2 separate regions of the Mus musculus genome follow, and region 1 is linked to region 2. Evidence: chromatin loops called from intact Hi-C (ENCODE). Cell type or tissue: heart. All regions are shown on one strand. Links, peaks and the distances in the headings refer to the core of each region. The heading gives the core; the rest is flanking DNA.

Region 1 (15,485 bases), core at 4,370-12,369, 47 kb before region 2:
GGGGCACCTGCTTCTTTAGGCTTTGTTGGCTAATCCCTCTTTCCTCTGGCAGGATATGTGCCATATGGGTTAAGCTCAGAAAACACCCATTTCCTGCTGCTGTCCGAGTCAGTTGATGGCTTCAGACCTCTATGGACAGGATGGAGACAATAGACAAACAGCTCAGTCATTTACTACAGTGGTGGTTCTATGCCTTTAGTCAGCACTCGGGAAACAGGCAGGCAGAGTTTTGTGTCTTTGACACTAGCTTGGGAAACAGAACAAGTTCCAGGCAAGCCAAGCCAATAGAGATCCTCTGTCTCTAAATAAATAAGTAAATAAATAAATATTTGAAAGGAAAATCAGAGCTAGTGGTGTAGCTTTGTGGTAGAGCAGGAGCCGTTGAGTCCAGGCTTTAGCATACACAAACGACAACCCGAGCACACGTACATGGGCAGACACAAATACAAAACAGTACTTATAACATGCCAGATATGCCCGTGTGAAATAAAGGTGAAAACCCAGAATCGATGGGCTGGAGATGTAGTTCAGTGATACAGCATTTGCCTAGCATGCATGGAAGTCCTGGGTTCTAATCCCCAGTTACTGGGGGTGGGGAGGGAGAGAGAGGGAGAGAGAGGGAGGTATCCTTGTCCCTTAAAGAATGTATAGGTTAGAAATGGAGCTGTAAATGTAACATAGTCAGGTGGTAACGCCACTGCTACAGTATTGACTTAAAGCAAAACAGGGAAACCATTGGAAATGCTGGTCAGTGTACAGCTGAGAGCAGCATCCCCTCCACACTTAAATGACACAGCCCAGACAAAGGGCACTGGCGAGAACTGTTGTATTTCTGAAACTTTGGAGGCTGACAAGGGTTTGCCCGTCTGAGCCTCCTACCTAACAATGAATTGTTCGTCAGCCTCATTGGGGGCATTCCCCTTCGACCTGCTAATTTGGGGAAATTATTGCTTAGGTGTTGTGCTGGCTGGTTTTATGTCAACTTGACAGAAGCTAAAGTCTTCTGAGAGGAAGGAACCTCAATGAAGAAAATGACTTCATAGGATTAGACTATAGGCAAACCTGTAGAACATTTTCTTAATTAGTGATTGATGGGAAGGGCCCAGCCCACTGTGGGTGGTGTCATCCTGGGCAGGTAGTCCTAGGATCTATAATAAAGCAGGCTGAGCAAGCCATGGAGTGCAAGCCAGTAAGCAGCATGCCTCCACAGCCTCTATGTCAGCTCCTGCCTCCAGGTTTCTGCCCTGCTTGAGTTTCTGTCCTGACTTCCTTTGAAGATTAACAATGACATGAAAGTGTAAGCCAGGGCTGGAGAGATGGCTCAGTGGTTAAGAGCACTGATTGCTCTTCCAAAGGTCCTGAGTTCAATTCCCAGCAATCACATGGTGACTCACAACCATCTGCAGTGAGATCTGGCACCCTCTTCTGGTGCGTCTGAAGACAGCGACAGTGTACTTAGATATAATAATAAATAAATCTTTAAAAAAAAAGAAAAAGAAAGTGTAAGCCAGATGAGCCCTTTCCTCCCCACCTTTCCTTTGGTCACAGTGCTTCATTGCAGGGATAGAAACCCTAAGGCAAGTGGTGCCAGCATAGTGGGGTGTTGCTGTCACAGACCTGACTGTTTTGAGGAGGACTGTGGAAGGACTTTGGAAATTTGTCTAGAAAAGCACTGAGTGTTGACAGCTCAGAGGGATGTCCTGTAGGACTTTGGAGGATCAGAAGCTTGAAAGCAGTGAAAGACGGATGCCTGCGTTTGGAAGTTTCAGAAGGAAGCAAAGACTCTTCTGGGCCGTTTGTGTCAAGAACCTGTAATGTCTGGTCAGCTGGGGCTGAAGAGTCGGCTGTGGTTAATAAGAGAGTGGAATTACTGGAACAATGGATGTTGGTTAGCTGGGGTTTGAAGAATTCGCTGTGATTAAGAGGAGACCAGTATCACTGAGGTGAAATCTTCTGGTGAGTGTTTTTCAGTTGGCACACAGGAGCTGTGTTCCAGAGATGGCTGAAGTTGTACCTCCTGCTGGCTGCTGAGTGTGGCAGTGTAAGAATCACCCAGGTGGTCCTGGTTTTGAAGGCACGAAGGTGTCGTAAAGAGTGGCTGGGGCTTGGCACTAGGTGGCCAGGCTGCAATCCCTGAAGAGAGCCCAGGAACGGTTATTGGTGAAAATGTAGCCAGCCCAGTTGCAGCAAGGTACTCCAGCAGTTTTGGAGACGCTAATACTATGGAATGACCACCAAGACCAGCAGCAGCTGTGGAGTGGAGCCAGCCAGAGCCTAGAAAACAAGCTGAGTGCTGTAGAGGGCAGAGCTGGAGAAGTGACCCAAACCCCTTGGAGGAGCCTGGAAGATCATGAGTGAATTCCAGATAATTGGACATTGAGTTATTTACACTAATTGGATTTTTTTTTTTTTTTTTTTTTGCTTTGTTCAGATGTGACTGTGCCCTTCCTTGTTCTTCCCTCTTGGAGTGAGAAAGTATTTAACTTGATTTTGATTTTGATAGGAGTCCACAGCTGAAAGATTTTGAACTTTTAAGAGATTTTGGATCTATTAAAGAGATCGGACTTTACTGGGCTTGAGTTTGTTAGACTGTGGGATCTCTAGAGTGTATTTTCAACGTGAGATCTTGGGAAGGGGAGAGAAGGGAAGACTTGTGGCTTCACAGTGATGTATCTGTGTGTCAAGTCGACAAGGGGTCAGTTGTGTTGGATAATTTTGTGTCAACTTGACACAAGCTGGAGCCACCAGAGAGGAAGCAACCTCAATTAAGAAAAGTCCTCTCTATGATCAGGCTGTAGGCAATCCTAGAGGGAATTTTTTTAGTTAGTGTTAATAGGGGAGAGCCCAGTCCACTGTGGGCAGAGCCATCCCCTGGGTCCGTGGTCCTGGGTTCTCTAGGAAAGCAGGTTGAGCAAGCCATGAGGAGCAAGCCATGAGGAGCAAGTCAGTAGACCCTGTTTGGGTTTCTGTCCTGACTTCCTTTGGTGATGAGCAATGATGTGGAAGTGTGAGCCAAGTAAACCCTTTCCTCCCCAACTTGCTTCAACTGGTCAGTTGTAACAACTGGGACTGGAGACAGGTGTGGACCTATGAGGACTTCGTTTCTTCCTAAGTGTTGCCAAAATCATAGTGCAGGGGCAGAATGTTCTCAAACAGTAGAAACCACGTATGGCAACCTAACACACTTTTCATATTTTCTTTAAATACTAAATTAAAAAACCTTACTATTAGAAAGAGACAGAGCATGTATTTCTCTGTCTCTCTGTCTCTGTGTGTGTACCTGTGCACACAGGTGTGAAACAGTGTCCTGCAGACATCTGGGGACAGCTCTCAGGCACCTGATTTCACCGTCCTCTTTGTTGAGGTGTGTTCTCTTCTTGTTGAAACTTCAGATTTTCTATTTATTTATTTTTTTCTTAAAGTCTCGGGGAAAGGGGCTGGTGTGATGGCTCAGTGGGTAAGAGCACCTGACTGCTCTTCCAAAGGTCCGGAGTTCAAATCCCAGCAACCACATGGTGGCTCACAACCATCTGTAACAAGATCTGATGCCCTCTTCTGGAGTGTCTGAAGACAGCTACAGTGTACTTACATATAATAAATAAATAAATCTTTAAAAAAAAAAAGTCTCGGGGAAAGAAACTGTTAATGATAATTTATGAAATAGTCCTGGCAAACATACCTACAGGCTGAGAAGGAAATCAATCAGTATCGCTTTCAAGCCCAGGGAATTGTTTGAGCCATATCTGGGCATGAAGCAGTCTGAGGTGCTGGCCCAGCAATTTGTTCAGGACCATGGCTGAGAGAAGCAGGGAGGAAGTCGGGAGGACTTGCTTTGGGATACGCTGGGAGAAGAAGTAGGCAGCCGCAGTGAGACTGGCTGGCTTGCTGAGTGCAAGCTTTTGGTATCCATGAGGTGGCCTTAACAACACGTGCTTCATTTCTTTCTTTCTCCTTTTTAGCAGCAAAGAAGTCAACATGAAGAAACCTGTCTTCCTGCCTTCCGAAGTGTTCACCAGATACGCAGGGAATGCAGATATCCAGTAATCATATTTGGGGGGCACCCAATAGGTTTGACTGAAGTTGTCTGCAGGAGCATGGGTGAGAGACTATTTACTGGAAGAGTATGGGTAATTTACCAGTGGTTATACCACTGAAGAGAACTTCTCCCCCCCTCCCCCCCCCAGAAATCATTACCTGCCCATAGGTCCTCAGGAGGTTTATAAAAAGATTATCATTTTTACAAGCAGTAAAAAAGGACACTCAGTGCGTGCGTAGAGTGAGGACCCCACACATTTCCCTAGGAAAGCCTGGAAGAATATGTTAGTTGCCATGAAGACAGTACAAGGACTTCCCTGGGCAGTCTTGTAAGCTTTGCCGGCAGGAGGAAATGCAATTTTTCCCACTGCCTATCACACAATGCACCCGAAGGAATTGGAATTTCCCCAGGAGTTGCAGGCTGGGTGAAGGAACGGGTCTCAGTGTCTGTCAGAAGAGGAACCTGGCGGAGAGGAAGAGATTTCATACCGTCTGACAACTTGTTAGACCACCTTGCACAAGAGAGGAGCTTAGAGTTTGTTTATGTTGGCTGGGACAGCACGGGCAGTACCTGCTTAACTGAGCTTAGTTCTTGACCTCTATCCACCGGGCCTCCCGTTCCTCTCTTCCTGGTGTAGCTAAGTTGAATAAATCTCTGCATACTCACTACTGTCTGTCTGTTTTTTTTTTTTTTTGTTTGTTTGTTTTGTTTTGTTTTGTTTTGTTTTATCGAGACAGGGTTTCTCTGTGTAGCCCTGGCTATCCTGGACCTCACTTTGTAGACCAGGCTGGCTTCAAAATCAGAAATCCGCCTGCCTCTGCCTCCCAAGTGCTGGGATCAAAGGTGTGAGCCACCACACCTGGCTTACTGTCTGTCATCTTAATGTGTTAGGATTTAAGAGCCCAGGTTTTGATCCAGCAGCTCTGGCAACAACCTCCGAGTGCTGTTTACACCGTGACTCTTTCACATTGTTACATTGTTTAAATGGCTGTACAGTTTTTAGGGTTTTTTTGTTTGTTTGTTTGTTTTTCCCTCAGATGCAGAGAGCTATTAGCTTCACATCCTATTATCTATGTCAGTTTCTATAAGGCCTTCATCTTCCTTTGTTTTATATACACCGATGGACTGCGTCTGAACAGTATGCTGTCACGTACCACACGTTACTCCATCAGCCCCAGTCTGTGGGGACCGAGGGGGAGGGGCTTGGCTTGCAGGCCTGGCACTGTCCAGGGCTGAATTGTGAATTGTTCCCCTTCTTGCCTCACCTGAGGGGCAGAGGTGGTTTAATTCCCAGCCAGGTTCCACCTACTCAACCTAATGGGTTTAAAATAGTGCAGCACTGAGATGATCACTAAACGGGATGCAGGAGCCAGGAAAAACCTTGTTGGCACCTCAACTGGGTCTCTATCACAAAGGAGGTGCAGACTGGACAGCCGGGATACATCTGTCCTTGGCCAGGGTTCAGTAGTCTCCAATTTTCCTTGGTTTTCCGTCCCTTGCCACTGGTTTGTTGTGTCTCTATGTCCAGCTTGCTTTAAGGACATTGGTCATTTCGAATCTGGATCCAGCCCAAAGACCTCATTTTTTGACTTGATGACCTCTGTGAAGATTTACAACACTTTGGTGTGGTGGGAACACTGAGTTGCAAATACACTTGGATTTGAATCCTGTCCTCACTGCTCACAGGTAGTGTCACACCAGGGTGTCACTAGTCACCTGTCTTCTCTCTGTAGAATGGGCTGGGTCATTTTCTGCGGGGACTGGGTGCTCTAGAGCAGGCTGGACGGCAGTGACTGAGGCTAGGGGGATTGTCTTTGCTTTTCCATGTTCTCAGGTAGGATTCTCACGTAAAACCAAAGTTTTAATTTCTGTATCCAGGCACAACTAGTTGGTGCTTCTTCCAGAGGCCACTGCGTCCCTTGGTTGTCACAGGCCATAAATGTGCAGGCCACTTTATAGGTGACATCCATATCCAATACTTGATAGCATTCCCAGCCCAGACATGACAACTCATTGACTGGTGTCAGGTAAGGCTGCCATGGTACGGGTTTGGGAGAGGGGTCCGTCTCTTAGATACAGGGATCAACACTGCCTAAGCTCGAGTGTGCACAGCCTTCAGACTTTGCCTCACACGGAGTGGCTTCCAGCTTGAGCTCTTCCTTGACACCCTGTCATAGATGGCCAGTGTTACCCAGGTTTCCCCTTTACCAGCTTTCAAACATTTGATGGGGATTTTAGTTTTTAGCGTTGTGCTGGAAAAGAATATCTGGTCAATGGGGTGAGAAGCCTGGAGGTGAGGCAGGAGGAGGAACTGGAGAAAGCTTGTGTTTGGGAAGGACCTGGTACTAACTTCTGTGTAAGGGACACTCTTGGACACTTCAGTTTCTTCAGATTAATTACATTGTTTGTGGACTTTAATTAAATTATATCAACAGGGCAGCCAAACGTATGTTTGTCAGACGCTGGAAATGTTTTATATCCGAGGCAGTCTAAAGCAACTTACTTTCCTTCCTGTGCCCTAATTTACTTTAGTTTTTGCCCCCCCCCCCTTTTTTGTAAGTTGAATAGGTGCTTTAGTATATCAGTGGTGTGCTAACTATAGGAGGTTTGTTGGAAATCACCGAAGCCAAGTGTTTCCTAGGATCATACTGCACAGAGACCAGTATTGACTGGTGTTTTTACATTTGTTTATAAGACTGCATCTGTTGCAAAGAGCTTAAGCAAAACGTCAACACCACTATGGTAAAAACCATGTGTAGAAATAAATCCAGTTACTTTTGGTGTGCAACAGTGTATATACTTACACACGAAAATATCTTTATGTATATCCTTTTAAGCTACTAGCTAACGCCATTATTTTAGAATAGGTACAAAATACAATTTTAGCCAGTAGCTGTCTCCTAATTACAAAGTAGCCAGCACAGGGGACTTCAGTGTCAATGGCCCGAGAGGACACCCAGCAGTATTTAGCCAGGCGGAAGACAGTAGAATAAAAAACAAAACAAAAAAACCGAAAGGCAGAATTCCGGTGAAGATTCGACGGTTAAGGCCAAGTGGGCAAATTTAAGAATCGGGAAACCGAGGTGACTTAGGACAGGTAACAATAAAAAAAAAAACAAAAAACAACCCCCCCCCCCAACCCCCTCCGAAAGCCCTGGGGTTGGCGCTGGCTGGGCATTCCGATGGAGAAGCCGGGGAACCGGCGCCCGGGAGCGTGCCCAGCCTGGAAAGTTTCTGCGCGGCCCGCGCGCGGGCACGGTCCGAGTAAGGTGGCGGCCGCGCGCCTGCAGCCGCGGGCGTAATTCCGGAGGTGAGCCGGACGCCAGCGATCGTCCAGGCCTGCGCGGGCCCGGTCGGGATAGGGGCTCGCGACGGCGGCCTCCCAGGGCCGCGAGGTGGGCGGCTTGCCCTCCGCTTCCCTTCCTTCCCGGGCCGCGCGGGCGGGGCTGCGGGCTCGCGGCGCGGGAGCGCGCTGCGCCACGGGGGCGCGCGCTGGCCCGGCCGCAGTCGGCGTGGGAGCGAGCGCGGGGGCGGGGCGAGGCGGCCGCGAGGCGGCAGGCGCTCGCTCGCTCGCTCGCGCACCGGCAGGCCACCGCCTCGCCCCCGTCCCTTCCCTTCCCTTCCCTCCACTCCCCTCCCCCGAGCGAATCACGCGCCCTCCTCTGACACTCATAGCGGGCCCGAGCTCCGAATTTATCCTTCACGTGACCTGAGGGGGGTTGGGTGGTTGGCTGGGGGACGGAGGAGAGAGGGGAAGGAGGGAACGGAATCTGCCGTTACCCGAGCAACAGGCCCCGCCCGCCGGCTTGGGGCCGGGAGGGGCGGGCGGAGGACGTCAGCACGTCAGCCGGGGTTTTGCGTTTTGATTGACAGTTGCTATAGCGACCGGGTCGGTCCGTCGCCATTTTGTTGGTTGGTTTTTTTTTAAACCCTTTCGCTTCCCGCCCGAATAATAATAAAAAGCCCCATTGGAGTGAGGCGGGGGTGGCGGCGGCAACCGCGGCGGGGGGATCCGGGGAGACTGCTGCCGTCGCTGCTGCCGATCGCGGCCCAGGTCGGGCTGAGAAAGCGGACTCCCCGAGCGGGGGTGCGGGCGCCACCGCCGCCGCCGCTTGTGCTGCTGTTCCTGCTGCTGCTGTTGGTGCCGCTGCCGCTGCCGCCGCCGCCGCCGCCGGCGAGCGGGCGGGACCGGTGTGAGTGTGAGGGAGCGTGTGCGAGGGCGAGTGTGCGCGCGGTGAGTGTGCGCGAGTGTCTGTGCGGGATCGGGGGCGGGCGGTCCGGGCTCTCCTGGCGGAGCCGCCGCCGCCGCCGCCGCCGCTCGGGCCCCGGCGCTGCTCGCTGCGCAGCTTCGGAGCGCGCGCCATTTTGTGAGATTTACAAAAATCCTCGTCGGGAAGAAGCGGCCGGCAGCGGCCGCCACTCGGCGCCCGGCCTCGCCGCCGCCGCCGCCCTCCGCACCGGGCCGGGCCGGGCCCCGCCGCCGACACTCGGGGGCCCGGGGACTGCGGTATTTGCCGGGGAGGGGCTGTCGCCTGCCTCCCCGGCCGCGGGCGCCGCCGGCCCCGCCAGCCCGACGGACCCTGAGCCAGCGCGGCTGCGGCGCGGAGCCGGGACGCCGGGGGCGGAGAGAGGCGGCCGGGGCGGCGCTGGCTGCGGAGGCCGCGGCGGGAGCGCGGCGCGGGAGCTCGAGGCTGAGACTCACCGGAGGGAGCGGCGCGAGCGCCCCGCCATCGTCCCGGTGAGTGTCCGCCCCGCCCGGCGCGGCGCGGCCCAGCGCGCGGCTTCTCGGGGCCTGCGAGCCGGGCTCGCCAGGCCTCAAGCGGAGGGAGGGAGGGACCTGCCATCTTAGGAGCGAGCGGGCGGGCGGGCGGGCGGCCCGGGGCCCGGGGAAGAAGGCCTCGTCCCCGAGGAAAGTTGCGGCGGGTGGGACCCGCTGCCTCGGGCCGGGCCGGCGCCAGACCTCCACTGGCTGCCCGGGCGCAGGGGAGGAGGCTGTTCTCCTCCTCCTCCTCCTCTTCCTCCTCATCCTCTGCCCCCAGCTCCTCCCTCGTCCCTCCTCTCGGTCCCCACCGGCGTGCGGAGCGCCGGGGTTCTGGGCAAGGACAATGCACGGGATCAGAAAATGGGGCTGGCGGCCGGGAGGCGAGGACGCAAGGCCCGGCCGGGCCGGGCCGGCGAAGGTCGGCAGCCTGCTGCCTGCGAGGCCCAGTGGGCCCGCGCTCGGGCCTGGGGACCTGGTGTGCTCGGAAGTCGGGCCGCGAGCGCGGGCCACCCAGGGCACCGGAGGGGCCGGGGTGACCTGCATAGCAGCGGGAGGAGACTGGAATTAGAATGGAGACCTGTGTATCGCCTCAAAACTTCAACATCTATTTATAGGCTCAGACCCACTCAGGCTCCAGAGGCCCCAGAGCTGCTGAATATCAGCACTAAGCTAGAGGCCCCTCCCTACCCCGAAATAGTTAAAAATGGCAAAATTCGTGAGTCAGTGACTCCAATGACTTGTCTTGTCTTTGCCCAGCCCTAGATTATGTGACTCCTGTCGTCGAGGTGCAGCATCGTTTGCTTCTTGAGTTCTGCCAAATCCCAAGAAAATATTCCTTGTAACTGTTTGCACACTCATAGATTAGTGCAAGGCCTTTTATATATTACCTCGAATAACCTCCCAGTTGGAAATGCTGCCCATTTTACAGATGAGCAGACTGAGCCTAGAGGTGGGCAGTGACTAGTCCAAGGTCATACAGCCAGTACTCCAGGAGGCCTATGTCAGTTGTTAGCCTGGCTTTCTGTTCATTGGCTCCTAACTTATTATTAAGTACTGTATGATGACTCAGGGCTGTAACCTAGACTGTTTGGGTACAGGTTTTGGTAGAGTTAATTTAGGGTTTGCAGAAGTACAGTTTAGATGAGCCCCTGTAATGAAACTTGTCATGCCCCCCCCCCCCCAGGTAAACTAGTCTGTTTTTCAGTGGAAGAATTGAAACCACTGGTGCATTTTGTTCTTTGCGTTTAACTGTTACAGTGTAGAGTTCTTTTTGCGTATTGATAAGTCATAAAGTTTGGTGTGAAGTTATTTTTTATTTAAATACTTACATTTCTCTTTTGACACTGTACTTTGCACGTTAAGAATAACTATTAGGTATTTTGATTTGAGATGTTAATGTAGTGGAATTATCTTACTTTTTGTTTGTTAAATTTTTTTTAATTGTCTTAAAGAATTACATTTTTAAATAGACTGTAAGTGGGAGACAGGAGCTCAAATTTCACTTGTCAAGGTTTCAGAGGAATAGTGGTTAAGAAGATTTATTTGCATATGTGGATTTTCAGGGTGCTTGTCTTACAGCACCCTGCCCTTCGGAGCTTCTGCCCTAGCACGGCGGTGGTGTCTGTGGTACTGTCCAAAAAGTTAAAACTCTTGTCAGCGTCTATACCAGGTACTCTGTAAAAATGGCAACAGAAAGTTTGTATTTACCTCAGAGAGGCATAAGCTCAGAAATTGTTCTAGAAGGGCTGCTCCTGTGTCTGTAAGGCAAGGACACACATTTTGTATTCCTGGTGGATGATGAAGATTTTGTTGTCTTTTGAAGGAGCAGAGTTGAAGGGATGGTTGTTATCTGTAAGGATAGGAAACTGACTGACTGAGCCAGTGGAGCTTCTTGAAGACACTTTGGTGTGTGACCTGTTAAAATTGTAACCTCTATGCTCTGTGCTATGCCACTGCTATGTGCTAGGAGTTGAAAAATAAAATACCATTCACGAGAACATGGATAGTCAAAAAGACCCTTGGCTAGAGAAGTCTCACTTGAGAGTTCTACTCTGTCACTGAGTTTTCTTCGTGGCTGGACTCCTGTGCTTGTGACTCACAGATGGGAGTGACTGACAGTGTGACAAGTCTGTGCTGTGCAGTGCAGTGACTGAGGGTAAAGCTAAGATGGCTTGTTTCAGACATGGCATGAATTCTGTCATGGGTGTTATTATGTAACTGTCAAGGAAAGAAATACTGTATGTGTTTACTTTGGGTATTACTTTAAACCATTTTTAATAGAAATTTAAATAGCACAGAGATGTTACAGAGTTTATGGTTGGCAAATGTCTGTTCCAGAAAGAAATTTTGTATAGAATCTTGGATGACCAAGAATCATTTTGTACTGCAGGACATAGCTACATAGTATACATAGTTGGACTCCTAGAGGGAGGGCGGGAGGGAGGGAGGGCTTCATTTCTGAATCTCTTGCTACTTGGGGATGCTCTTGTTCGCACCTGCCAGCCAGTGTCCCTCTTCCCAGTAACTTCTCTTCTACCTCTCAAGAAGGAGCTTAGCCCTCAGACCCAGCAAACACCACAAGTTTCCAGAAAGTCTGTCAAGAACATGGCTCAGCACTTGCAGCTGTTAGTTTTAAGAATTCTGTGGTATTTCTAGACAGTAACTTGGCCCTAACACTCTATTTTGTGTTGAGTGTTTTGGTGGGTTTCCTCCATTTGTACTTGTCTACTTTCGACTTGGGAACAGATCTCTTGCTTGGACATAACAGACAGGGTCACCTGTAACTTCACAGTTTGCCTGTCACAGCTGTAGGACCAGAGTAGTAGTGTATGGAGTGGTATGTCTTCTGAAGGCAGGGACCCTGTGCTGTCCTACCCATTGTCATGTTTGATGGCAAGACAGTCTGTGGGAACTCATAACCCAGTGCTCGCATAGGGTGGGATTACAAAATATGGGGATTAAAAATTGGTGTTTAATTACTTGGAAAAACTTATTAAATTATTTTAAGTTACCTAAAGTTGTCCCTAAATGAAGGAATCTTTTGAAATTATGCTTCACCTCAACTTCATAATGTTAAGCTGTTGAGTGTAAAGTCTTCTGTTGGGTACGTGAGAGTTGAATGCAGGTTTCATGTAACTAAAATAAAGGTTCACATTAGCTAGTGCAGGCAAGTGTTATTTTTAAAATTTTAGTTCATATTGACATATAAAAACAAAATTTGACTTGGAAGTACATTGTATTAAACAGCTATGCTTTTTAAAGTTATATTTTGGCTTTGAAATTCTCATTTGAGCATTCTGTAGTGAGTTACAGTTCTTGGTTGAGAGACAAACCTAACGTTGGACATCTAACCTGCTGTGGGTCTACCAAGGCAGATTTGTGCTGACAAGGAGCCATGCTGGATTCTTGGCAGTTAGTTCTGAAGAGATGCCATTTTTCTCAAGGATGATTTTTTATGTATGTTATTATTGTTAATAAACTAAAATTTGACAAGAAATACTTTTTGACTAGGGATATGTGTGTGTGTGTGTGTGATATGCAGGAGTCATGTAAAAGTCATGTCTTGATGAGTCATTTCATCATACAAAATGGAAATCTCATAATTGAGACACTTTGCTTGGTGGGAACCTGCTGTGATGGTTTGAAGTGGTATGAAACCAGCGTAGAGAAGGAAGGCATCAACTCTTCTTTAAACAACATTGTCATAGTCACACAACCCCTAGCTTTTTTTCTTCCTTTTTTTTTTTTTAAAGTTGAAAAAAACAAAACAATTTCAGTGATCAGTTGATTTTTTTACTTAGAGATATTTAGTGGGATTTATGGCTAAGGCTGTGTCTTGGGTGTGTCTGGATGGGTTGCTGACACTGCCTTCCATTTCTCCAAGAGCTTTGAGACACCGGGTTCAGAGTCCTTGAGGCTCCTCAAGTACTTCTAGGGCGTGATCTCAGGACTCAGGCTCAGCATGGGTGTCCTCCCCTGTGACAGCAGGTTGGCAGCTGTCATGTTGCTGTGCAGATGATACTTCTCTGCTCTTCCCTGTCACCTTTTCAGACACACTCACTCTTCTTCCTCTGCATCATTACCTCAGGGGTGCCTTTCCTGTCCCCACCCCCTGGCCCCTCTCCCCCTTAGCTGTGCACAAAGTTAAATCTAGGACTTTACACACATGAGGCAAGCATTCTCCCTCAGCTTCCCCACTAGAGCCAAGCAGGGCTTTCTCCTTCCACAACCTTTATTGCTGATGGTTGTAGGGTGAGTCACAACTGATTTATATACACTTAGTCCTTTAATATCTGTCTGTCTCCTCTCCATTGGACAACAGGGTCTTCCCCACACATGTGCTAGTGGTCAGATCTAGTCATGTGACCATACTTAGCTGCACAGGAGGCTGGGATTTGTGGCCTTTGGAAGGGTGGCTGTTTATTTGGCTGAGAATTTGCTTCTATAGATAGGTGGAATGAAGGAAAATTAAACATTACTTGTTCACTTCTAAATATTTTGGAAGAAATCTCTGGAAATAAGGCAGTTTATTGAACAGTCACTGTTCAGTATTGGCCATTAAGCTTTGTGCTATAGTGAAAACTCAGATTGCCCAGATATATTGTTGGATCTGTTTTTCTGTTTTCTTTCTTTCTATCTATCTATCTATCTATCTATCTATCTATCTGTAGTCTGGTGAGAAGAATGAATTTGTACAATTTTTTTTTTTTGTAGTGGGGCCTAATATTTTACTGACACTGTTTTCTGAGAGAAATAAACTTTTTTTTTTTTTTTTTTTTGGTTTTTCGAGACAGGGTTTCTCTGTGTAGCCCTGGCTGTCCTGGAACTCACTTTGTAGAGCAGGCTGGCCTCGAACTCAGAAATCTGCCTGCCTCTGCCTCCCAAGTGCTGGGCTTAAAGGCTTGTGCCACCACCGCCCAGCCCCAGAACAATTTTATATAGTTATAGTTATATAGTGATTATATCATGTAAATAGTAAAATGTAAACTTTTGGATTTCCTCTTAATAGTCTGCTCTGTCCCAATAGTATGTGTGGCCCAGCAGGGTAGTGCTAGACCAACATTGAGTACTGGACTAACACTGACAGCTAGAGCAACACTTGGGTCTTGGGGCTTTCAGTGTCTGAGAGTCACTAGTGCTGAAAGATGCTAGCAGTGACTTAGGAGACAGTCATTAGCTGACGCCTCCTCCCTGGAGTCCTGGCTGTGAGGGAAGGGGAGCCCCAGCCTTTCTTTTAGCAGGTGGTAGATGTAGTGGGACCTGGGCAGGCTGACCTGCTCTCCTCTGGAGAACTTGGCAGGGTTTTGGAATTCCCAGGCTCAGGCATTTTTGTGTAGTTTTCGATGACCCCTGGAAGGAGCTTTGTTTATAAGGACTCTGGTCATCCTGTTGCAGCACAGACATCTGAGAAGAGCTCTGAGGGACTTGATTCATCTCACCTTACAGAGGAGGAGTGCAGAGAGACCGGGTGCCTGAACTGCACTAGAACGGGCTGCGCTAGCTGGGGCTCTTCCGACTCCTTGTTTGTTCTTTGTGGATGGACTAGAGGACAAGGGTTTATGGGGCATCCACATTTACAGGTGTCTGTCAGTCTCAGAGACAGCACTCTTCATGCAAGGAGCTCATTCCTAGGGAATGCTTGGTGTGACTAATTTCCTTTTAGCCTCACAGAAAAATAGTCCACATTAGAGGAATATTTAGAGGTAAGAATTGAGGTTTTTGTAAGGTATGTTTAGTAGCAGGACTCTAGTGGTGGTGCTGGAGTGGATGGGTTGGTGAGTGAGACCTTGCCGTGATTAGATGAACACAAGGCTTGTGTCCCTGAATTGTTACTTTGCTTCTTTTCTGGTTGCTTACAGTTTTCACTTGTTGGAACTCACTCCATTAGCTTCTCTAAGTTAAAATGGAAATAGGCTCAGAGGACTATCCTCCCTATTATCAGGTTAACGCTATTTCTGTCATTCAGCTGGCTGTCATAGGAATCAGAGGTCAGCACCCGCACTAATAGGAGACTGTTGAAATGGGAGGAAGAGTATGTCCCATGTACTTTTTCCTGAGCAAACATGGTGTCTGACAGCTTCACTTGGTGGGATTGTCATGGGTAGGGTTCGGAGAGACTTCTCTGGGGTTAAAGTTGGTGTCTTATAGTTTCTGGGGTGTGGTAACGCTTTTGGGGGTCATCCCATGTAGGACCTTCTGGGGTTCTGTACTAGACAGAGAAAGTATCCCTGTCTCCTTAGTGTGTGCCTTTCTAGCATGGAGGGTTTCTATTTTAGCAGCATAGCAAGTATCTAATGCAGTTCTGATCACAGAGGCAATTGTAGTCTTTAAAGATCGACAAGGGATGTACACTCTGATTTAAAAGCTATGGAATGCTGTCCCCATTCTCATGGGCCCATAGGTGGTAATTACTCACAGGCTTTCTACCTGTGCACAGTTACATCTGCATTAAGTTTACTATGTGCTGTGCTGTAGAAGTGTGCTAGATACGACCCTTCCACTGGGGAGTCAGACGCAGGGTATTGTGCACACTTCGCAACATCCCTAGTCTTGTTTTTAGGGTTTATAGTTGTACATCTGTGTGTGTATGTAGTGTCTATGCATTTAAGAATCAAAGATATACTAAACATAACAGCTTTTTGACTTAAACTTTATACTTATCAACTGACAGTCTGTCCCCCCACCTGT
Region 2 (15,485 bases), core at 3,690-11,689:
TATGAATGTTACAGGCAAATAGTATGAAGCAGAGATGAATACAGCTGTTTCTATGGCTCAGAGCTAGAGACTGAATTGATACTTTGTCTGTAGTTCTTAGTATCCATGCCAGGAGACAGACATTACTGAAGCAAAGATGGCATGAAGTAAACAGACGTACCTAATGGCACTGGTTCCGTTGTTTTAAAAGCAAAACTGTCATGATGGTTCCTTTATTGCTCATGGACTCGCCTCTTCATGCACTTGGTGACTCATCCGAAATGGCTGTCCTCTAGCAGGAGGTCAGGAATAGAGGCAGTGACTTCAGAACAGGCAGTTTGCAATTTAAAAATAATCCACAAATTTCAGTCCCTGTCCAAAGCAGATCGCTTACCCGGTAGAGTGAAAGTTACTTCTGTTAGGAGGGCAGAGCTGGAACTCAAACGTTCAGAAGTAGGAGGAATAATTAAAGAACAAAATATTTGGCAATAATAAATAATGGAGATCTCTGATATATATCACTTGCTGAAGGGCTTAGTTTTCTTATTATTTTGTAGCACTATTTGGATTTCTAGTAATAAGCTATAAATAGTAGAGCTCTGTTATAGTCGTTGATGCAGCTGTTTTAGTCTAGATTTGTTTTTGTTTTTGTTTTTGTTTTTTACTTTTTTGGTGGCTTATCTGAAATGGACTACTTTTGGGGTGACTTGAGTATAGAATAAGTTGGAGAAAGGAGATGCTTGGGAGGATGCTGTTATGTAAAGTGTAGGGAATCACAGGGCTTGGAATGCAGACAGTAGAACAGAAGGACAGAAGGACAGAAGAGAGATTGCCTAGATGATTTAGCTTACATAGGTTTTGTCTTTTCTTTCTTACAGTCTGTAATACCCATGACTACCAAGATCTTTGTGTTTGTTGGTTTGTTCCTTTGCAGGTTACTTTCTTTAAAAAGAAACAAAACCAACAAAACCAAAAACTTTTATGTGGTCAAGACCACTGGCTGGTCTTCTAGAGGACTCAGGTTCAATTATATGGCAGCTTCCCACTGTCTGTATCTTAAGTTCCAAGGGATCCGGCACTCTCACACAGACAAAAAGATGCACACAAAATAAAAATAAATCATTAAAGTTTCTTTTTTTTTAAAGATTTATATATTTTACATATATGAGTACACTGTAGCTATCTTCAAACACACCAGAAGGGGGCATCAGGTCTCATTACAGATGGTTGTGAGCCACCATATGGCTGCTGGGAATTGAACTCAGGACCTCTGGAGAAACAGGCAGTGCTCTTAACCACTGAGCCATCTCTCCAGCCCCCATCATTAAAGAATTTACATTGAAAACTTTTTTTAAAGGTTAGTATGTAAGCTCAACTATCTTAGGAATCACCAAGTTTTGCGCCTTCACCCCCCTCCCCACCTGCCTGCCTGCCTATCATCTGTCTGTCTTTCTGTTTATTTATGTATTCATCTATTCATTCATTCATTCATTCATTCATTCATTCAGCTTGACCAACATAAACAACTGCTTTCTTTGGAATGCTCACTGAATTTCATAGTATAGCTTAAAAATAATTTTTTTGAAAGTTACATTATAGCCTATTTGCCTTTGCTTCTCTCTTGTTACTATTCTTCTTGTATTCTTGCTTGCTAGCTGTGAGATTGTCCTCAGTTTTGTATCAGCCATCATGGTGGGCTCAGCAGCCCTGAAGTGGAAGTAATAAACAGGAGGGGCTGTGAGAAAAGTGAGGTGGACCAGTTGGAGAACAAGGGAGGGGTTTATGGTAGTATGTGAAAAATGTCTCTGAACTTTATCTACAAACAGTATGGTATCTTATACGCAGTCTTTCCTACAGGTAATTTTTATTACCTAGGCCTTGATAATCACTGTGAAAAGTGAACTAAAATTCTTATGGTTTGTGCAAATTGTATAAGATCATAAAAAGCAGTTTATTTCCTTAGATAAATTATATAAAACTTGACAGTTTCATGCTTACTTGATGCCTAGAAATGCCTGAAATGTGTATTGGTCATAGGCACATTTTAAAACTTTTTTTCTTTTCCACAATAAATGTCTACATATATTTTCATTTGCTCTAAGTGAATAGAGATTATTTAAATACGTGTAAATGTTAGTAATTTAAATTGACAAATTTGAAATAATTTATCAGTGTTTTGGGGTTGTAGTTATATTAGATACTCCTCAGTTAGGGGAAATTGTCTTACACCATCATATCTTATCGTAATTTGTTTTTCTTCACACAGTGTTATAGTTTTGCCGCTGGACTCTTCCCTCCCTTCCCCCACCCCATCAGGATGATATGAGACTTGAAAGAAGACGATGCATACAGGTGACTCAAGTTTTGAAATACAGTAGAGCTATGGCTGTAAGACAATGTGGGGACCACTGAGAGTGTACCTGGGGGGGACTTCAGATAACATTGAGTGGCGGGAATTACTTAGGCAAGTATGCAGAGGTGGAAGATACTGAAAGTGAATCTGGGTCTCAGTTTCATACTCAGTTTTAATAGTGATGTGAACAGTAAGAGTAATTCCTAGTAGTTGAACTTTTAAAAGCTGGCTCATACTTTTAAAGTTGAAATAATTTGTTTTAAAAATTAATAGCATTTACTCTAGTGGTTAAATATATGTCTCCCTGTATTCCTGTGAGAACGTAACAGATCTTCCATGGGAATGCGTGTTAAGATGATTTCAGCCCGACAAGTAAGAGTGGTTATGGTTAGCACAGCACTGCGTCCGTTGCAGACGTGCTGGCTGTGGAGGTTGTATTTTGTGTTCCTTTTCTCCCTATATTATTGTTAATGTAGTTTCCTGCCTCTTTCATCCCCGTGGCATTTGAGTTTCTTGATGGAAAAGAGTATGGTGTTGTCTGAGGCTTATGTTTCTTACTTCATAGTTAACTAAGGCATCTTATTGGTATTGAGAAGGCAGAGGCCCCTCCATTACCAGGGTGGCTGTGTCTATTAGACTCTAAAAAAGACAGTAGCCAGTGGGTAAGATGTGACAATCATGGTAAATCCGGTAGATGGGAGACATTTTACAAAATGAAGTTATCTTTACTGGTACATGTGAATTTTTATTCCATTGTATTGTAAATTAATATCTGAGAATGATTTTTCACTGGAAGGAAGCCTTGTTTTGGTGTCCGGTATTAATTGGTAGAACTGGTGCTGATTTTTATTTTTTGTGGTCCAATAATTTTCTCTTTTGTTTTAGAATGAAATTTTAGATGTCATTTTTTCATTGACAAAATGTAGTTGAATACAACATTTATAAATTATATGGTGTGGGAAAGCAAGTTAACATGTATTTACATGAGGGACTGTTCATTTTCTCTGAGGTACTTGTCACATGAGCATGCAGACTTCCCACATGTGTTTGCCTAGACACACACACTATTGCCAGTGTTCTGGGGATACATTGTCCCCAGTGGTTGGCTGCTAAATCACCTAGGTACTAACGCTGAGCGCCTCAGCCGTCATCAAGGAAGAATCAACAGGAGTGTTTACAGAAACGCTGCCTTTAGCTTTATAAACTTGGCCTTTTGTTGCATGAAGGGTTTGTCAGCCAGCACTGTTGGTTCCTAGATGGACCCTTGGCTGCAGTCGATAGCACCCGGGCTGTGCCTAGCACACATGGTCTGCTCTGCAGTGGAGGGCAGGAGAGCAGAGTGGCTCTGGTCGTTCCCTAGGTACCTGTGACTTACAGATGGCAGAGGTGTTCTTCCATGAGGTTTTCAGTTTGTAAATAATCAAAGATACAGTGCGTTTCCAAGTTACTGTTTGTCTTAAAAGCTTTATGGTCTCAGTGGAATCAAATAACTGGAGAGTAAATCTTGCTTTAATAAGATACACAATTTACTTGTTGTATTGCGGTACAAGAGAATTCTATGGACTTAGATTTGTGATATAAACCAGTCTTTTGGCTTTTTGGAACTTACTGAGTTATATTGCCTTACAAAAGAAATAACCCAGAAAGCTTTTTATTGTTTTATTGTTTACATTGTTGGTATATTTCTCATTCACAGTTTGAAAACTAATTGTTTTTTGATCAAAAAAATCAACAGCTCCCTGATCAATTAATATGCTCCTTTCCTCTAATATAACACACATGTGCTTATACTTTAGATGATACAACACATATAAGCTTATGAGGAGTTTTTAAATGAAGATTTATGCAGTGTCTACACATATTTGAAAGTGAATTCTGCTTGCCCCTGGCTCATGGACTGGCCTTGTAGTGTTGGTTAAGTGGAATGGTAACTTATTTGCCCATCCCATGGTTTTCATGGCAACTATGTGAGGTGATGGCTGTGTTAATCTTCTTGATTTTTTTTTTCTGTTTTGTAATTACTTTGCTGTTGTATACATACATAACGTATCATGCAGTATACCATAGGTTTGTACACTTGTTTTTTAGTTATATTCCAGTGAGGCTGAGGAGAAAGGAAGAAAGAGACAAGGAAAGAGTTATTGAACACTAAGCCAGTCAAACCTGTGTGTCTCCAGCACAGGTGTGTTCTGGTTGCCTGTGCCATACATGGTAAAGTCAGGCTCCTTTTGTTGTGTTAAATGGAACCAGAACTTGGAATTAAGTAGTCCATTTCTTTTGAAGTTTGGAAGAATACATGTAAAACATTTATTTGGCTAAAACTTGTTTTGAAACAGGTACTGTAATAGGTGTTGTGCCTCTAACTGGGTATGTATTTAGGGTCATATTTCCTTTAGAGCAAAGGGGTATAAGAACATAAGTCATGGAATGGGTGTGTGTCATACATTTTAGCATTTACCCATTGAGTTCAAACCTACAGCAAAAATAGCATGTTCTCAGGCTTCATCCGACAGCTCAGTGCCCATGTTACAAAGATGAGTCTAGGGTCAATGAAGTGTCCCAGTGGGTAAGGCTGACAGTGGGCATGAGTGTAAACTAAATGGATGTTCTCAACGGTTTTTACTTAGTTGTGTGTGCCTCAGTGTGCCTACTGTGGAAGTCAGTTCTCTCTGTCCTCCATATGGGTCCTGAGATTGAATTCAGGACTGCAGGTTCCTTTACCCACTGAATCACCCAGTCCCTCACTTGCAGATGTCTGTTTGGTTTCGGTGTACTCATCCCGACTGCCAGCTTTAGACTCAAGTGACTGCCTCCTGGTTGTCTCTCCTACATAACTCCTTCTTCCCATTCAGAAAACATTTTAATGATAGGATGTAACATCCCACTTGGGGGCACTTGTAATCCAAGGGCCTACAAGTAACCACATTGAGTTGATTTGGATACTGGATCATTCCTTAGATATGGGGCTGGAAGGAAGCAAACTTCTCAGAGTCCTGGTGCACGTTAACAAAGCCTCTTGCCGAAGGAGCCCGTGAGGCCAGCAGACTTCAGTGTGTGTTATCAAAGGATACCCTTTATATTTTGATTTTTACTCATTTACATCCTATAGATCATTATTTTGGAAAACTTGTTCCTTATGACAGTTGGTTCTGCTCTGTTTTAACGGATTTCTTTATCAAAGTAGTTTTTTGTTTGTTTGTATGTTTGTTTTTAAAAAGCACATTAATAGTGACATGCTAGTCACTTAGAAAATTGTAGTGGTGGTGGAGGAATGCTTCATTTGGCAAGGTGCTTGCTTTCCCAGCCCTGGGCAAATGGAGACAGGAAGATTTCTAGAACTTATTTTCCACCCAGCCCAGCTGAATCAGTCCTGTCCTGTCCTGTCCTGTCCTGTCCTGTCCTGTCCTGTCCTGTCCTGTCCTGTCCTGTCCTGTCCTTTCCTTTCCTTTCCTTTCCTTTCCTTTCCTTTCCTTTCCTTTCCTTTCCTTTCCTTTCCTTTCCTTTCCTTTCCTTCTTTCGTGTGTGTGTGTGTGTGGGGGGGGTAGAGGCCAGTAGAAGACACCTGATGTTGATTATTTGCTGCTGTGACCACACCCACACCCCTAAGAGATCATTTGAAGTAGTTTCAGAGCGCATGCCCCATTTTACACCACCTCCCTGCAAAACAGGGTGTCTTGTAGCTGAGATCGGCCTCACTCTGAGCTTCCTGGATTCTACAGGAAAGAAAGCAGGTTGAGCAGGCAGCACTCTTCCATGGCTTCTGCTTCAGTTCTTCTCTTGAGCTCCTGCTCTGACTTCTCTCAGTGATCAAGTGACCTGGGAGTGACTCTTTCCTCCTAAGTTGCTTTGGTCATGATCATAACAACAGAACTGTCTTCTGTCTTTTGAACTATGGCACATTCCCATCAGTCCCTGTGTCCCGTCTCCCCCCCTCCCCCAGTGCACCCCCTCCTCCCAGCCTCTGCCAGTGTCAGTTGAGATCATATTGAATACATTTATGATGGTGAGCTTGGGTAGCATGCGTTTGATGTTACTATTGACTACTGTCCCATCATTGAGTGACCTACTGTCACTTTGTGAGGTACAACCAATTTAAGCTTATCCCTGACTAGCTTATAAATAAATGAGACTCAGACTATAGCTATTTTATTTGGCTTTTGACAATTACTAGGGGGGTAACCTCTAATGTTCTCTTCTAACTGCTGGCCTGGCTACCTCCCCAGCAGTGAATCCCAGACACTTGTTGTTTCTCCTGGCCCTGTGCTCATGGTTCCTCTCCCCTCATGGCGGCTTCCTCCTTCTACCCTGTCCTTTTCCCTCCTCCTCCTTCCTCTCTCTCCCCCCCGCCAGGTCACTCCAAACTCACCTACCTCTAGTAACCCCAGTAATTGGCTATGGCCAATTTTATTTAACTAATAGTTTTAAATCAAAACAAAAAATTGTAAGCATGAGAACTCCCTCGCAAGCCTAGATCTTTGGGTATAGAATTTAGCATTACAATACATAGCAGACAAACCAAATCTCACCAACTTTGTCACGTGGGTAGGTCTAGATTACTTGGAAATAACTTAAATGGTCTTAGGGATGGATTAGTTGTGGCATGTGCTTCTTTGAACCTTTTTTATTTATCATGTGCATTTCCTAGTTTAAGTTCGATATTGCTTATTCACAGTTTCCCCCTACCCCACCTTTTTGGGTCAGGGTTGTTTTGTTATATAGCCCTAGCCATCTGGAACGTCATTTGTAGACCAGGATTGGTCTAGTACTCACAGACATCCCCTTCCCACCCCTCCCCTGCCTCTGCCTTTGGAGTTCCGGAATTACATATTTGTCACCATGCTTAGCTGTTCTTTAGATTTATTTCATATGTATGAGTGTTCTGCCTGCATGTGTGCCTCTGTACCATCTGTATGCCTGGTCAGTTCAGAGGACAGAAGAGGACATTGGATCCCCTGGGACTGGAGTTACAGGTGGTTGTGAACCACTATTTGGGTGCTGGGAATCAAATCTGGGCCCTGTGCAAGAAAAACAAGTGTTCTTAACCACTGAGCTAACTCTGCAGCCTCCAGCTGTTTTTTAAATTAATATTCTCAGTTTTACAAATGACTAACAGGTATTGAAGAGCATGTAGCTCAGGTCATGTGATTTGGAACACTCTAAAGCTCTCACTAATGTAAGTCACATAAGCTCTCACTTTCCAGCATTAGGCTTTCCTGGGGTCTCTGGTGGCAGTGTTGTTGCAGGGAGTGCTGTATCGGGTTGGCAGGGAGAGCACTGTCTGGAGCATGAGGTGCAGCGTCTGCTCAGCTGTTTCAGATACACAGAAGGTGAAAAGTCATGGCGGCTCCTTTTCCTGCGTTACAGGCCAGGGCTGTGCTTAGAACCCTTTGCTCCACGTGTGTCTGCAGGGTCTCCAGGAGAGCTGCCATCTTACCAGAGTTCATGCACAAGCCGCTCTCATGGTCTGCTGCATGCACTCTTCAGGGTCTGGTCCTCATTATTTGCCATTTCTTTTCAGGTCTTGTTTTGTGATTTTAGCTTTTATTTTCTAAGCAGAAGCAATGCTGATTGTGTCATGTGCATACACAGTATAAAGTTTTTTATGAAATATAGTATAAAATAAAAATATGAGGGCTGGAGATATGGATCAGTGGTTAAGAGCTCTGACTGCTCTTCCAAAGGTCCTGAGTTCAAATCCCAGCAACCACATGGTGGCTCACAACCATCTGTAATGAGATCTGACGCCCTCTTCTGGTGTGTCTGAAGACAGCTACAGTGTACTTACATATAATAAATAAATCTTTAAAAATATCTGAACACAGACACGTAGTAAGACCTCTACTAAATTTAGAAAAAAGCAGATGTTTACTTTCATTACATGTTTAAAATGACGTTATCTATGTGTGGGTATGCTCTTCTGCCACAGTGTGCCCGTGGACGTCAGAAGATCACGTGCCTTAGCCAGTTCTTCACTACAGTGTGGGTTTTGGGGAAATTCCATTTTACTGGTCCTTATAGCGTTTTATTTTTATTTTAAGGCCAATTTGTAAATGTCTGTCTAGTTAGGTGTCTTCTTTTTTTTGTGATAAAATATGATGACCAAAAGGAGCTTGGGGAGGAATGAGCTTATTTTAGCTTACAGTTTCACATCGTAGTCTATCAATGAAGGAAGTCAGGAACCACCTGAAGCAGAAGCAGTGGTGAAATGTGCTTGCTGCTGTACTTGTTTAGTTTGCTTTCTTAAGCCATCCAGGATGACCTCCCTAGGGGTGGCCCCACCCACAGTGGGCTAGGTCCCCCTCCTTCAGTCAGTAATCAAGACAGTACTCCACAGATTGGTCTTTTAGACCAGTCTTACAGAGGCATTTTCTATATTAGCATCCCCTCTTCTCAGATATGTCTGGTTGTATCAAGTTGACAAATACCGACCAGCCCATTGTACACCTAAGAGAGTGAGGGCCTGGCGAAGTGAGTCCGCTCTTTGAGAAGGCACTGGTGTGATTCCCACCCAGAGCTCCAGTTCTAGTGGATCTGGCACTTCATCTGGCCTTGGTAGGCACCAGACACACATGAATATGCACATACACATACAAAATACTGTGAGGGTTCTACAGAGTTACAGCTTAACATAGGTACTTCCTTTTTCCTCTAAAAGTGGGCAGAAAACACCTAGATGGGTAAAACCTCCAATGCCATAAACGCATCTACGATACTTGGTGGAAAACAGTAGAGAGAAGTGGGTAGGAGCAATGTAGTAACTATCACAGTGGTGTGGTATCAGGGTTTGTGCAGAAGAAAGGAAGCACAGTGGGCTTAATAAGAATCCCAAGAGTTCCAAGTTTACCAGCAAAGACTCCCACAGAAGCATATCATGCGAGTCTGAGAATATCAGAGAAGCCAACAAAGTGTGTATGCGTTTCCTGATTCCCAAAACCAGTTAAAGCTGCCTTTCTGGCCAAAGCAGAGACTATTGTAAATAGACTCCAATTGAGCAGTTGTGGAATCATCTTGGACAAAAGAAAGGAAAATTGGGGAAGATGAAAATACAGGAGATCTTATTTATTTTAATCTATATTTTGACCTCCTTCCTGAGAACAGGAGAGAGAGAGAATGCTTCCTGAGGACAGAATCCCAGCCTCCCGGGAGTGTTTTACGTCTGCTGTGTGGAGGTCAGAGGACAGCGGTCAGGAGTAGGTTCTCTACTGCCACCTTGTGGGATGCAGGGATCAAACTCAGATGGTTTGCACTCACTGAGCCATCTCGCTGTTCCCTCATAGCAGTACATTTTATATAACGCTGTATAGATTTACCGTTTTCGCAAAGATTATCAGACAAGTATGCAGATTCCTCACTGGTGTAGAGGTCAGCGTCGGCACTGCCACCTTTGTTGCTGCTGCTTTTGTTGTTGTTGTTGTTGTTATTGTTATTTTGACGTAGGTTTTTGATTGCATCCAAGCTCAGGATGGCTTGGAACCCCAAATCTTCAGCCTTGGTATGTGAAGTGCTGGATTTATCGATGCTAGCTGTCATGCTGACTGCAGAGATGCTTAGTGCTTAAGAGCACATAATGAATTGGCTGCAGCCCACAACACCCACACGACAGCTCACAATCACTTTAACTGTAATTCCAGAACCTACATGGACATCAGGCACATACATGGTATACATACATACATACATACATGCAGACAAAACACTCATATATATAAAATAAAATAAAAATAATCTTTAAAACCGTTTAAAAAGGAAAAACTGAATAACAGAGCATTACGTAGATAGTTAAAAAAAACACAGCAGAAAAAAATGCCTGCTGACCTGATGTCTTAGAGAAAGCCCAGAGAATCTGTAGGATTGATGGAGGAAAGAAAAGAGGGAAAACCCCCACCTAGGTGCTGGAGGTTTAGGTGAGTTGACAGAGTGACTGCTCATTGTGAGTGAGGCTGCGCTGCGCTGTGCCCAGCAGGCCAGCCGAGCTGTGCTGGAGCACTTGGAGGAGCAGGCAAGAAGAGCAGAGGGCCAGAAGCCTGTCATCCTCAGCCAACCTGGGATGCACGGTACCCTGTGTCAGGGAAACAGATGAAAAAGTCCCTGCCTCGAATAAATAAATGGTGCAAAAAAGAGGTTTGAACTTTAGAATGAAAATTTCTTTAGATAAGCAGGTAGTTAATTGCATGCAGAAAAATGTTACAACTCAACAAAACTAAATTTCAAAGTATATACCCTAAACATTCCAGAGAAAGTAATAGTTACTGAAGAAAGGCAGAGAAGTTTCATCATACAGCAACAAGAATAATGCAAGGATATTTCCTGAAGTGGAACAGTTTTGCCTGTGTATCAGGGGGTATAGTGGCTATTCCTGGTTGTCAACTTGAGTACATCCAGAATGAACTGCAATCCAGAATTGGAAGGCTCACCTGTGATCCTGATCTTGAGGCTGGGAGATAGAAGCTTCTGACCTGGATCTTGGCACGGAGATCTTGAGGCACAGTGGCTATGAATCCCAGAAGACTAAGGCAAGGAGATCTCTGAGTTCAAGGTCATCTGGGACAAAGCAAGTCACAGATCCAGGCATGGTGGTACACACCTTTAACCTGGGCCACACCTTTTGCTGGAGACCTACATGAGGTCATTGGAAGAAGGAAGATTCACTCAAGAATTCTTCTGCTTGCATTTACTTGCCAGCACATCTGTTGGAATCTACCAGCTGAAACAAGTAGCCTTGAGGGACTGAGTAACTGGTAGACGATTGGACTTCCTATCCACAGCTGCCCATTATTCGTTGGACTACAGACTAAGCAGAATTACCGTAATCAGAGAAACTCTGCGAGGACTAAGAGAACAGCTTCTTCACTTGTTTGTTGAACAGGAAGCAGAGATGTCGGAACAGAAAGTTTTAAATACTACCCACCTGACTTTGACCCATCAAAGATCCCAAAACTCAAGTTACCCAAGGACCGGCAGTATGTGGTATGGCTGATGGCCCCCTTCAACATGAGGTGTAAGACATGTGGAAAAGACATCTACAAGGGGAAGAAGTTCAGTGCACAAAAGGAAACAGTCCAGAATGAGGCACTGTTGGAGTTTATCAAAAGACCCTTACTCACAGGATCACAGAGACCGCCGCCATTGCTGCAAAATGCATGAGGATTTTTATTGATCCAACATGTTGGGGACTCCTCTTTCATCACACAGGCCAGAGGAGAGACCCAAAACAGAGAAAGAACACACTTTTTATACCTTTGTAAGGGGCAGATTTGAGCAACAAGGTTCTCATTGGTGTAGCAAGTAACCCTTTCAGGCATTGGTTGGTTTGTATAGTGACTCAGTAACCCTTTGGCCTAGTCCCTCACTTTGCTTGCCCCCAACGTGGGTTATTATGATTTGGTCAGCAAAGTAATAGTACATTTTGAACTTATGAATCAGCTATTAACGTCACAGCTATTAACGTCACAGCTATTAACGTCACAGCTATTAACGTCACAGCTATTAACGTCAGGGGGATGTCGGGGATTCTCGCAACAAGGTCTTTGTCAGAATTCAGTGTGGGGTGGGGGGCAGGAGAATTGCTAATCTTGTTATGGTTATTTCTTTGAGAATAGCTAATATTATTTTGGTAGCTGCAGGTTTAATCATTTTGACTGCTAAAACTATGTTTTTACATTTGTTTAGTCAGCCAGCTTCCTTATCTGGCCCTGCACTTGGCCTGCTAGTACAGTTTGGAAAGTCCTTTTCGAAGGGGGAATGTACTGGGTGGTCTTGAATTCATTTCGGATATTACAGCACAGGCTTCCATTCTCTGCTGTAGAGAGGAACAGGATGGGGAGTTTGTTCAGAGAGAAGAAATAAAGTCTTGACTGCCATGTAGTTATTGACAAGGAGTAAAAGAGTGTCACTTCAATTTAGATGCAGGTGGGGCAGGTTTTTATTGTTTTTCTGTGGGGAATTCTTAGGCCATATGTGTCCCTCAGACACATAAGAAACAAAAGAAATAGACAGGATTCGGTGTAGGAATAGTAAAACCATGCAGTGATAGCCATGGAAACCAGAGTGCGAAAGTTGACACTGACAGAATAATGTAACAGTGACCCAGGCTCAGCAGTGCACAGTCCCTGAGAGCACCACCTAGGGAGGGAGGGCCCTGTATTAATTAATGGTTTTTATGGCCCCTCCCAGTAGGCCCTGTGCTACCTATTCACATATGGGGCTAGCAGTTTCTTAAATTTCTCCCCCCCCATAGCCCCACAAAAGATACTCTTTAATCACCATCCCCCCAGTTCCATCCTACCAAATAGTATCCTTGTCTGAGTCACCTTAAATTTCTTGTTTGTATGAGAAACTGATAGATCTTGTCAAATTACATATAGTGCTCTACATTTTATTCTTCATGTTTCCAGTTCAAAATCATGTCATGTACGTAACTGGGAGTTTTTGATAAACTGTAGCTGTCACATTAGCAGTGAAGTTTGCATGGACTGCTGTGTACTCGGCAGGCACTGAAGCTCTGCTCCCTCAGCCCGAGCTCTGTGCTTGTGCCCGTACCTGTGGCTTGGGATTGGAATGCCGATTTATTAATTGAGGGTTTATAAGGCAAAAAAATGACTGGGTGAAGACTTTTTGGAACAAAGCTGAAAAGTTAGCATGTTGTTTTGAATGCCAATGCACTTGAACTGCTTTTTTGGCATTCATTTTGGAATGAATAAAACAAAGATATTTTGAGTTATGAGAATTTTTAGTTGACATATACTTAAAATAAATACTTGATGCTATGCCTGGCTTCATAAAGTGAACCATCTTTGTGACTGTAAATTCCTTATCTTCTTGAGGGGAAGCTGCTGCTTGTTGCTGTTTTACTTTAAACTTATCATCTGGAATACATTGTATGAGCATAAAAGTAACATTTGTGACTTGTACACTTGCTGATCTCATAAGTTCTTATGTCCTGGTGCACCTGTAATCACGCTACACCAGTTGGATGTGTTCCATTAAGAACCATTTCAGTTCAGGCTGGACTTGGATATAAAGAGTTCACCCATGCCCCTCACATACAGAGTGTATGGTCTTACTGTTTGGTGGCTGTGTTATCACTTGCTCTATATGCATTGAACCATTACTGTATATCAAGAACTATTATTTGTTTATTATTTATGTAGTAGCCTATTTTCTCTTGTTAGCTCACACCAGGTCTCACGCTGGCACACAGGCTGGGCTGACCTGCTTCTGACCGCATGCTGGGTTACTTGTTCCCCTGGGTATTTACCTGCCGGTTGTTTTCATGGCGCCACACTGCCTGGGAGCTTTATGCTCTTTCTTTCTTTTTCCTGGAATGGATAAGGTCCCGCAATAACAGCTGAACATAACAGGTTTACAGGTCTGTTGAACAAATTAGAATAAAACCATTAGCAATCTGTTGATGGTGATGACATTTTATTTTCCCTAATATATTTTCTCATGTAAAGAGATCTCTAAGCAGCTGGCCAGTGCTGGAGTATGCCTTTAATCCCAACACTTGGGAGGCAGAGGTAGGTAGATCTCTGTGAGTTCCAAGACAGCCAGGGCTATACAGTAAACTTTTTGGGGTGGGTTGGGGGCAGAGGGAATCCCTGAGGCTTTATAACTATTTTTTGATGTGATAAGGTACAGTAGCTTGCCAGTTTGGCTTTTTGTTTTTTGTTTTGTTTTGTTTTTGTTTTTTTGTTTTCTTCGAGACAGGGTTTCTCTGTGTATCCCTGGCTGTCCTGGAACTCACTCTGTAGACCAGGCTGGCCTCGAACTCAGAAATTCGCCTGCCTCTGCCTCCTGAGCGCTTGGATTAAAGGCGTGCGCCACCATCGCCCGGCCTCAGTTTGGCTTTTGTTCGTAGAAATAATCACTGTTTGAAACAGGAACATGTTTTCTTAAATAGTCAAATCAGAGTTTGCATTATTAACAGTGATTTAAATGCTTGACTGAATTGAAATAATATGCTTGTTTCTGAAAATAATTTTGCGTTTATGCTTTATGTTTTTAGAAAATATTATAGATTTGACTATTGTTTAAAATGTTTTAAATTTTAATTCAACAAATAAAACAGAAAACCCATACCAAGAAACCTGATGTCGATAATCCCTTAAAAGATAAAATGGAAGATTTCACTTTTGTCAAAGATTTACCCTGTCTTTTACCTAGACTTCAAGGAAAGTGTAGAGATCCATGTTCCCAGTGGCTCGGTGTTAGAGAGACTAGTAGTTTTATTATCATTTTGGCCTGATTGGTTTTTGTCAGCTGGGCATACAGTAGAGTTATCTGGGAAGATGAACCTTCATTGAGAAAATGCCATCATCAGATTGGCTTATAGGCAAGTCTGTAGGGCATTGTCTTGATTGATGGCTGAGGTGTGAGCTCCAGCCCACTGTGGGCGTGCTGTTGTAGAAGATAGCATTTTAAGCAAGCCAGCAAGCAGAGTTCCTCCGTGGTCTCTGCTTTAGCTCCTGCCTCCAGGTTCTTGTGTTAACTTTTCTGTATATCAAGAACTATTATTTGTTTGGATGATGAGATCTGTAAGCCAAGCAAACGTCTTCTTATTCAGATTGCTTTTGGTCACGTATCACAGGACTAGAAACCTAAGACACAATTCTACAAATTACAAATCATCTACAAGGAATTTATTGTAAATTTTTCTTTTAAAACAGATGTGCCACATATAGTAATTTTAAAACATGGCTGATAATTAAAAGTGGAGTAATTCCCTCCTTGTAGTGTGGTCAGGTGGTTATTTTGTTTTGTTTTGTTTTGTTTTTGTTTTTTGTTTTTCTGAGACAGGGTTTCTCTGTGTATCCCTGGCTGTCCTGGAACTCACTCTGTAGACCAGGCTGGCCTCGAACTCAGAAATCCACCTGCCTCCCAACACCCGGCTGTGTGGTCAGTTTTAATAACCTTTTGGCGGGGGGGGGGGGGGGTGGTGTTAAAGATTTATTTATTTCTTATGTGTAAGTACATTGTAGCTGTCTTGAGACACTCCAGAAGAGGGCGTCATCTCGTTTTACAGATGGTTGTGAGTCACCATGTAGTTGCTGGGATTTGAACTTAGGTCTTTCAGAAAAGCAGTCAGTGCTCTTAACCTCTGAGCCAGCCACCCCCCCCCCCCTTTAAAAATGTTTATTTATTTTTACTTATA

The links. Hi-C counts contacts between places; a loop is a spot of excess contacts. Peaks named below come from ENCODE experiments on the same cell type or tissue, not always from the same donor. Only the 100,000 strongest peaks of a DNase experiment are listed, where the experiment ranks them.
Region 1: it touches region 2 in a loop (5-fold over the local background); 16 of 42 quality-filtered maps call a loop at or near these places.

What each region holds. Positions count from the first base shown.
Region 1 is chr16:94,561,761-94,577,245 of GRCm38, forward strand. It overlaps Dyrk1a (dual-specificity tyrosine-(Y)-phosphorylation regulated kinase 1a), which reads left to right and starts at 8,446. Exons shown (of 12, transcript NM_007890.2): 1 at 8,446-8,774. In heart, for the core only: no CTCF peak of the experiment used is centred there; DNase peaks (open chromatin) are centred at 7,741 and 9,061; H3K4me3 peaks cover 4,757 bases; H3K27ac peaks cover 4,384 bases.
Region 2 is chr16:94,609,174-94,624,658 of GRCm38, forward strand. It overlaps Dyrk1a (dual-specificity tyrosine-(Y)-phosphorylation regulated kinase 1a), which reads left to right. Exons shown (of 12, transcript NM_007890.2): 2 at 2,246-2,331. The coding sequence starts at 2,322. Among named protein-coding and RNA genes, the nearest start is that of Dyrk1a, 47 kb to the left of the region's middle. In heart, for the core only: a CTCF peak has its summit at 8,136; a DNase peak (open chromatin) is centred at 9,548.